Linked DNA regions of Homo sapiens: region 2 is linked to region 1. The links are chromatin contacts, found by Hi-C or POLR2A ChIA-PET in ENCODE. All regions are on one chromosome and are shown on one strand. Each heading gives the region's core, a stretch centred on a gene start or an enhancer-like site at or near the end of the contact. The rest is flanking DNA. Distances are from core to core; before and after follow the strand shown. Region 1 overlaps ADGRV1 (adhesion G protein-coupled receptor V1). Region 2 has its middle 34 kb from the start of LUCAT1.

Region 1 (3,175 bases), core at 452-2,951:
AATAATACCATTACTTCTCTGGAATTAAGTAAATAAAAGGAAAAAAATAGAAATCTAAAAATTGCTTCTTAAAATAATTATTAATTATTATTATTATTGTTATTTTGAGACAGAGTTTCGCTCTGTCACCCAGACTGGAGTGCAGTGGCACAATCTCAGCTCACAGCAACCTCTGCCTCCTAGGTTCAAGCGATTGATTCTCCTGCCTCAGCCTCCCAAGTAGCTGGGATTACAGGCGTGCACCACCATACCCAGCTAATTTTGTATTTTCAGTAGACACAGGGGTTTCACCATGTTGGCCAGGCTGGTCACAAATTCCTGACCTCAAGCGATTTGCCTGCCTTGACCTCCCAAAGTGTCGGGATTACAGGCACAAGCCATTGTGCCTGGCCAAAATAATTTAAATTAAAATTTTAAATTAAACATACGCCTTACCATTTGGAGAAAAAAAAAGCATAAAATAGTATAATTAAGGAGAAAATTGAAATTTTAAGAAACTCAAAAGGAAATGGGAAAAGGTCATTCTTCCTTTGATAACAGGAATCTATGATTCCCATAATCAAAATTATATCACAAATTTTAAAAGTTAAAAAAATTTAAACCTAAACAAAATAACTGTTTTACTTCCATAACATCCTACCTTCTGTTTTTTTGAATGAATACTGCTTGTTCTTTTCTTTACAAATCTCCTTTCAAGTTTATTTCACCCTGTGTACTGATACTTCTTTTGTTTCCAAAATGTGCATATGGATTGCTTTTCAAATGAATATGATTGCTGGGTTTTCTTGTGAATATAAGGGCCTTTCTCTCCTATGTATCTCAAAACAATTTCTGGAAAGATGGTGTTAGGTGGGAACCTTGGCTGGGCTCTGCTCCTGTGTGGGGAACCATGGAGGTGAGGTTGAAGTCCTCATTCAGCTTTTGCTAGTAGATGTTCTCCTTCCTTCCTTTTGCATGCAGACTGGAAGAACTGGAACAAAAGCCTTGCTTCAAACATGTCTCAAACCCTGTGACCTTACTTCCACAACAGCTTCCCCAAGCCACTCTCCACTTAAAGCTGAAGTAGCCTTATCCCAGGAAAGAATGACTCACATGTAGCTGGGCAATCGTTTCTCTTGCCATTTGTTCCAGTCTGTCCACAGAAGGAGAATTAACAACCAAATATGGTTCGAGTTTTTAATCTTCAAGCAAATTGTAACCTGTAAGTGGGGAAAGTGTAAAGTGCAACAACAAATAATGTGTGACACCTACACTACACCATGTAGCTGACTTCATACCTCCTTGATTTGCCCTCCTTTCATATCTGTATAAATCTCCCCAGCACTCCTGAGATTATAATCTGCTTAAGGACACCATCATGACTATGTTGGAGTTTGTTAGTCAGCTGGTTATCTGTTTAATCTCATAAATGACTGTGAACATAGAGGCATTTTTTAGAAGTACATCTTTGACTTTTCATAATTACCTTCAAAGAAGTGATAAGAAGGTGTTCTTCGGAATGAGATCTTAATTCATATTTAGGACTAGATGCTGGGTGACTGTTTCGGGAATCACAAACATACAAAACAGCATTCTAGTGGTGTTCTAAACCACTTAACGTTAGCCTTCGAATTCCATGTTAAATTTAAGTGGTAAACAATCTTTTCTTCAAGTTGCTTCCTCTCTCATGGCCACCACTGACGCAGACATCAGCTGGAAGAGAGGCCTCCAAGGATTAGGCAGTGTGCGTTAGACATAACTTGGCAGCCACTTGTAAACTCCAAAGAAAGTAAATCAAATATCAGTGACCGATTGTGAAGCTCAATTGCTTCCTCTTTTCCAGTTTCTCACAAAACTGTTTGAATTCAGCTTCCTTTCTCCCTAACAGTAGCCAATTCTGACGGAAGTCTATTCTCTCAAACTTGCTTCTATTTAGGAGAAATTGCTTATATTGTTTTTCCCAAGCCTATTAATAACCTAGAAAAGAGTTACACACGCTGAATCTTAAACAACACCACAAATATTTTCCTGTGGCATTATCACTGTATTTTTCTAAGGTCTGAACTCTATCTTTACCTCAAGAATATGAATTCAATAGCAAATTCACAAAGGGTAATATCACAGAAACTATACACACGATTTATTTTCCATAGTCATGCAGCTGCAGTTTTAATAGTTTCATTTTTTTTTCTGAATTTCACGAAAGGGCATGTAAGAGGTAATGTTAATATTTTTATATAAATTTAAATATTTCAAAAGGTAAAGTTGTATTGATTTATGTCTTGTGAGTCTTTAATATGTGATAGCAGTAAATTGTGTTTGAAATAACATTAAAAAAAAGAAAAAGCATTGAAAAAATATACCTTACACCTAACTATTTTTTCCTATCTCTTCACTTAAACTAATCACAAAGGGTTCACTGGAGGATGTTATGAGGAATTATTCTTTAAAATATGAAATTTGTAAGAGACATTAAATGAAAAAAAAAAAAACCACACACTGAAACCCTACTGATGCCTAACAGACAGAAACTTTCCATTTCTCCATACGCAGTAGTACAGAACTAGATACTTCAGCCTTTTCAGATTAGACAAGTTAACACATTTCCAAAAAAATGCTTGTGAGACACTAAAATGTATCTGTGGAACCCAAATTCTTTCCAAAAAATTCTCATTTTCTGTTGCTCCTCCATACATCAGTTCTGCTCAGGTCTGGCGACTATTCTACTTTTCCAACAGGTCTGCCCAGGAGTAGCTCTCCTTTCCTCACCATCAGCTCTTAACCAGTTGAACCAACCCAGATTCCTTGCAAACTAAACAGAACATAATCCAAGGTAGAGCAATCCTTTTTGCGTCACTAATCCTGCCAGATACTGCCCATTCCTCTGCCTTTACTAATGTCTGTCTTTTAATTATATGTAGATTCTTCCTGGTGAAGACATCTCATCTTTCAAGACAGCTAAGCATTTTTATTGCTATAAGATTTTCCTGACTCCACTCCTCAACCTGGATAGAATTAATAACTCTTTTTTGGTTCCCACTATATGCTGTACAGACTGCTATTATATGCTTACACCATTCTACTGTATTCATCTATTTACTTCTTTATTACCCTCCTGGTAGACAGAAAATTACTGGAGGGTCTAAACTATGTCTTTCACTATGTCATTACTATATTTTACATAACATGACATTAC
Region 2 (3,175 bases), core at 304-2,803, 400 kb before region 1:
TTGGTGAGTCAGTTCAACCTCTAATTACTTCAGTCTCCTTGCCTGCAAGAAAAGCAGTCAAACTACACGAACACTCTATTGTTTTGCATCATTTCACACGTACACAGGGATAAGGAGGGAAATAATTCTCCCAATGAAGCAGAACCACCGGTAACAGCTGGCACAACTTCTAAAGACCCAGTCTGTCTTGAAAAACAGCCGCAAATTGTCCCTAAATAATAATTACCCCACCTGTATCAGGACTATCTCACTGACTAGCTGCACTTCATGACACAATACCTGCTATTAACTCTCAGCATGGATATAAACATTGCCATAATATTTTTTAAAACCAACAATGTATCATTTGCACATTAGGACAACAGAATGTTAGTTAAGGCACAGAAAACACAAAGGCATGGCTACCCTGTTCTTTGGTGACTCCATATCTAATTATTACCACACATGTCTCCAGTCTTTAGACAAATTTAGTTATTATAAGGGTGGTTGGACAAATAGCAAAGATTTGATTTTCATTAACAAAGGGCACATCAGAACCGAGTTAATCCTTCCCAGTTACCCAACATTCAAAGCTTCTAGTGCAGTCACTTTCTAGTCATTTTAGAACCCAGAGCAGTGTGACGATTTGATGCTTAAGTTTCAACACGTTTTATTAATCCATTCTTCTTGTGCTTCATTTAAAATATTGGAAACTATAAAAAGATCAGCGTGTTAATCCTCTGCCAGGAAACGGGAAAAAAAAGTTAAAAACCTAACAACAACACGAAAAGAGCAAGAGCGCTGGAATCTCAGCTTTGAGGAAACACATGGGATGAAAGCATCCGCCCAAGCTCTAACCATTTGTCACATGGGACTCTTCCCCTCGGGGGTGAATCCTGGATGTCCCCAGGATGGAGCGAGGAGGTCGTGCGTGCGGGCGAGTGTGTGACTGCAGGGGGCCTTGGCGGCGCGAGGAGGCGACGCCGCCCCCTCCCTCAGGCGCAGGGAGGGTCTTCCAGGAAGCGGCGGATCTCTGCTGACTCCGCGGCTGCGGGCCCCGGGCTGCGGCCGCCCAGGCCGGCACGTAGCGCCGAGCGTGACTCAGCGCTGACTCATCCGACTCGCTGCCAGTGGATTTCCCCCGTCAGCTGCTCGCGCTACTCCTGTCGCCGGGAGCTCGCAGGACTTCGCAGATACCGCTGCCTCCTTAGTCTTTCCTGAATAGCAGAGCAGTCCTGTCGCTTTAAACAGAGCAAGGCAGCTTTCACTGCTTTTGAATCCCGACCGAGCGGGGCACTGCCGTGCTTTGTTTTCTTTGCCTTTAAGAGTGCAATAGTCCACTAATCAAATTCTTTCATCAAAAGAGTGTTGGGACAAATCCCTGACATCGTCCTTCCACTGTGATTTGGAGATGACCTCCACCCAGGTTTCACTTCCGTTGTACCCAGCTCTCGTCTTATTTTTGTCCCTCATTTTGTGAATTTATCCTCTCACTACGCTTGATAACTAACCTTGGCGCAAACCCACAACTGTGGTGACGCAAATCAGGTTGGAACTTGGCATCGTTGTGTGCGGGCAGTGAGGGACTTACTGTAAAAACTGGGGCCTTCATAAAGGCGTTCTTATTTGCAATCCTACTTGCTGATTAGATACCGTGCTCATTTTCTGTCTGCCACTCCCCTTTGAAAGTTCCTGAGACAGGCCGGGCGCGGTGGCTCACGCCTGTAATCCCATCACTCTGGGAGGCCGAGGCGGGCGGATCACGAGGTCAGGAGATCGAGACCGTCCTGGCTAACACGGTGAAACACCGCCTCTATTAAAAAATACAAAAAATTAGCCGGGCGTAGTGGTGGGCGCTTGTAGTCCCAGCTACTCGGGAGGCTGAGGCAGGAGAATGGCGTGAACCTGGGAGGCGGAGCTTGCAGTGAGTGCCACTGCACTCCAGCCTGGGCGACAGAGCGAGACTCCGTCTCAAAAAAAAAAAAAAAAAAAAAAAAAGAAAGAAAGAAAGCTCCTGAGACAGATTTAGATGGACTGCTAAAACCTGTCCATCTAAATGGACCGGTTTAGATGGACCGCTCCCGGTCGTGCTCATTTCTTCTTCCCCAGAGTTCAATCTGCAGCGCAGCAGCAGGGCAGCATTTCTCTAACTTTACCGTGGACCGCCTGCATCAAAAGCGCCGCGGTAAAAATGCAGATTCTTGAAGCTCACTTCAAATTACAGACTCAGAATGTCCTGGCTGGGTGGGGGCATGGAGGCACCTGTCTGAGGTCGGGGCCTAGAAATAATCCATCGTATTAACCAACTACCTATCAGTGATTCTTAGGTACATTTAGGTTTGACAACTATAGCAAGAGGGCGAGGATGTGAGACATTATACTGGGTAGACTCTAGGACTCCTTACGATATAGAACACTGTGTTCTAAAATTGATGTTTAAGTTTTGATGGAAGGAAAAAATATTTCCAAATTTGGTTTTATATATTATATTGTTTGCTTTAACTGTATATTTATATAGACAAATTTCTTTTCTTTTTTTTTTTTTTTCTTTAAAGAGAGAAGGCCGAGGCGGGTGGATCATGAGGTCAGGAGATCGAGACCATCCTGGCTAACAAGGTGAAACCCCGTCTCTACTAAAAATACAAAAAATTAGCCGGGCGCGGTGGCGGGCGCCTGTAGTCCCAGCTACTGGGGAGGCTGAGGCAGGAGAATGGCGTGAACCCGGGAAGCGGAGCTTGCAGTGAGCCGAGATTGCGCCACTGCAGTCCGCAGTCCGGCCTGGGCGACAGAGCGAGACTCCGTCTCAAAAAAAAAAAAAAAAAAAAAAAAAAAAAAAAAAAAAAAAAAGAGAGAGTCTTTCTGTGTTGCCCAGGCTGGCCTCGAACTCCTGGGCTCAAGGAACCCTTCCGCCTCAGCCTCTCCAGTAGTTAGGACTACAGGCGTGCACCACCACTCGGCTCTTTTTCTTTCTTCCTTTTTATTTTTATTTACTTATTTTGAGACATGGTCTCACTCTCTCGCCTAGGCTAAAGTGAAGTGGTGGGATCTTGGCTCACTTCAGCCTCACCCTCCCCAGAATCAGGTGATAGTCCCACCTCAGCCTCCCCAGGGGCTGGGGCTACAGGTGTGTGCCACCATGCCTGAATAATTTTTGTATTTTTTTAAGAGACAGGGTTTCACCATGTTGCCCAGGCTG

The links. A loop is a pair of places that touch in the nucleus more often than their neighbours do. ChIA-PET counts read pairs that join two places held with the same protein, here RNA polymerase II (POLR2A). Pooled maps may share reads with other maps.
Region 2: a loop to region 1 is called in a map of cardiac septum, with 4 times the contacts of the local background. The contact joins two enhancer-like sites. A Hi-C loop is called at or near these places in 1 of 168 maps with a recorded cell type or tissue (cardiac septum) and 11 of 50 pooled maps. POLR2A ChIA-PET finds 5 or more read pairs at or near these places in 3 of 52 experiments (MCF 10A, PC-3 and WTC11).

Annotation. Positions count from the first base shown.
Region 1 is chr5:90,876,882-90,880,056 of GRCh38, reverse strand. All of the region lies in intron 83 of ADGRV1 (adhesion G protein-coupled receptor V1), which reads right to left. Among named protein-coding and RNA genes, the nearest start is that of ADGRV1, 320 kb to the right of the region's middle. Within about 2 kb of position 1,701, at least 4 of the 41 ENCODE cell types and tissues checked have a DNase peak (open chromatin) inside an H3K27ac peak, as active enhancers do.
Region 2 is chr5:91,278,534-91,281,708 of GRCh38, reverse strand. No RefSeq gene overlaps it. Among named protein-coding and RNA genes, the nearest start is that of LUCAT1, 34 kb to the left of the region's middle. RefSeq lists enhancers at 308-1,249, 992-1,251, 1,250-2,191. Within about 2 kb of position 1,553, at least 39 of the 41 ENCODE cell types and tissues checked have a DNase peak (open chromatin) inside an H3K27ac peak, as active enhancers do.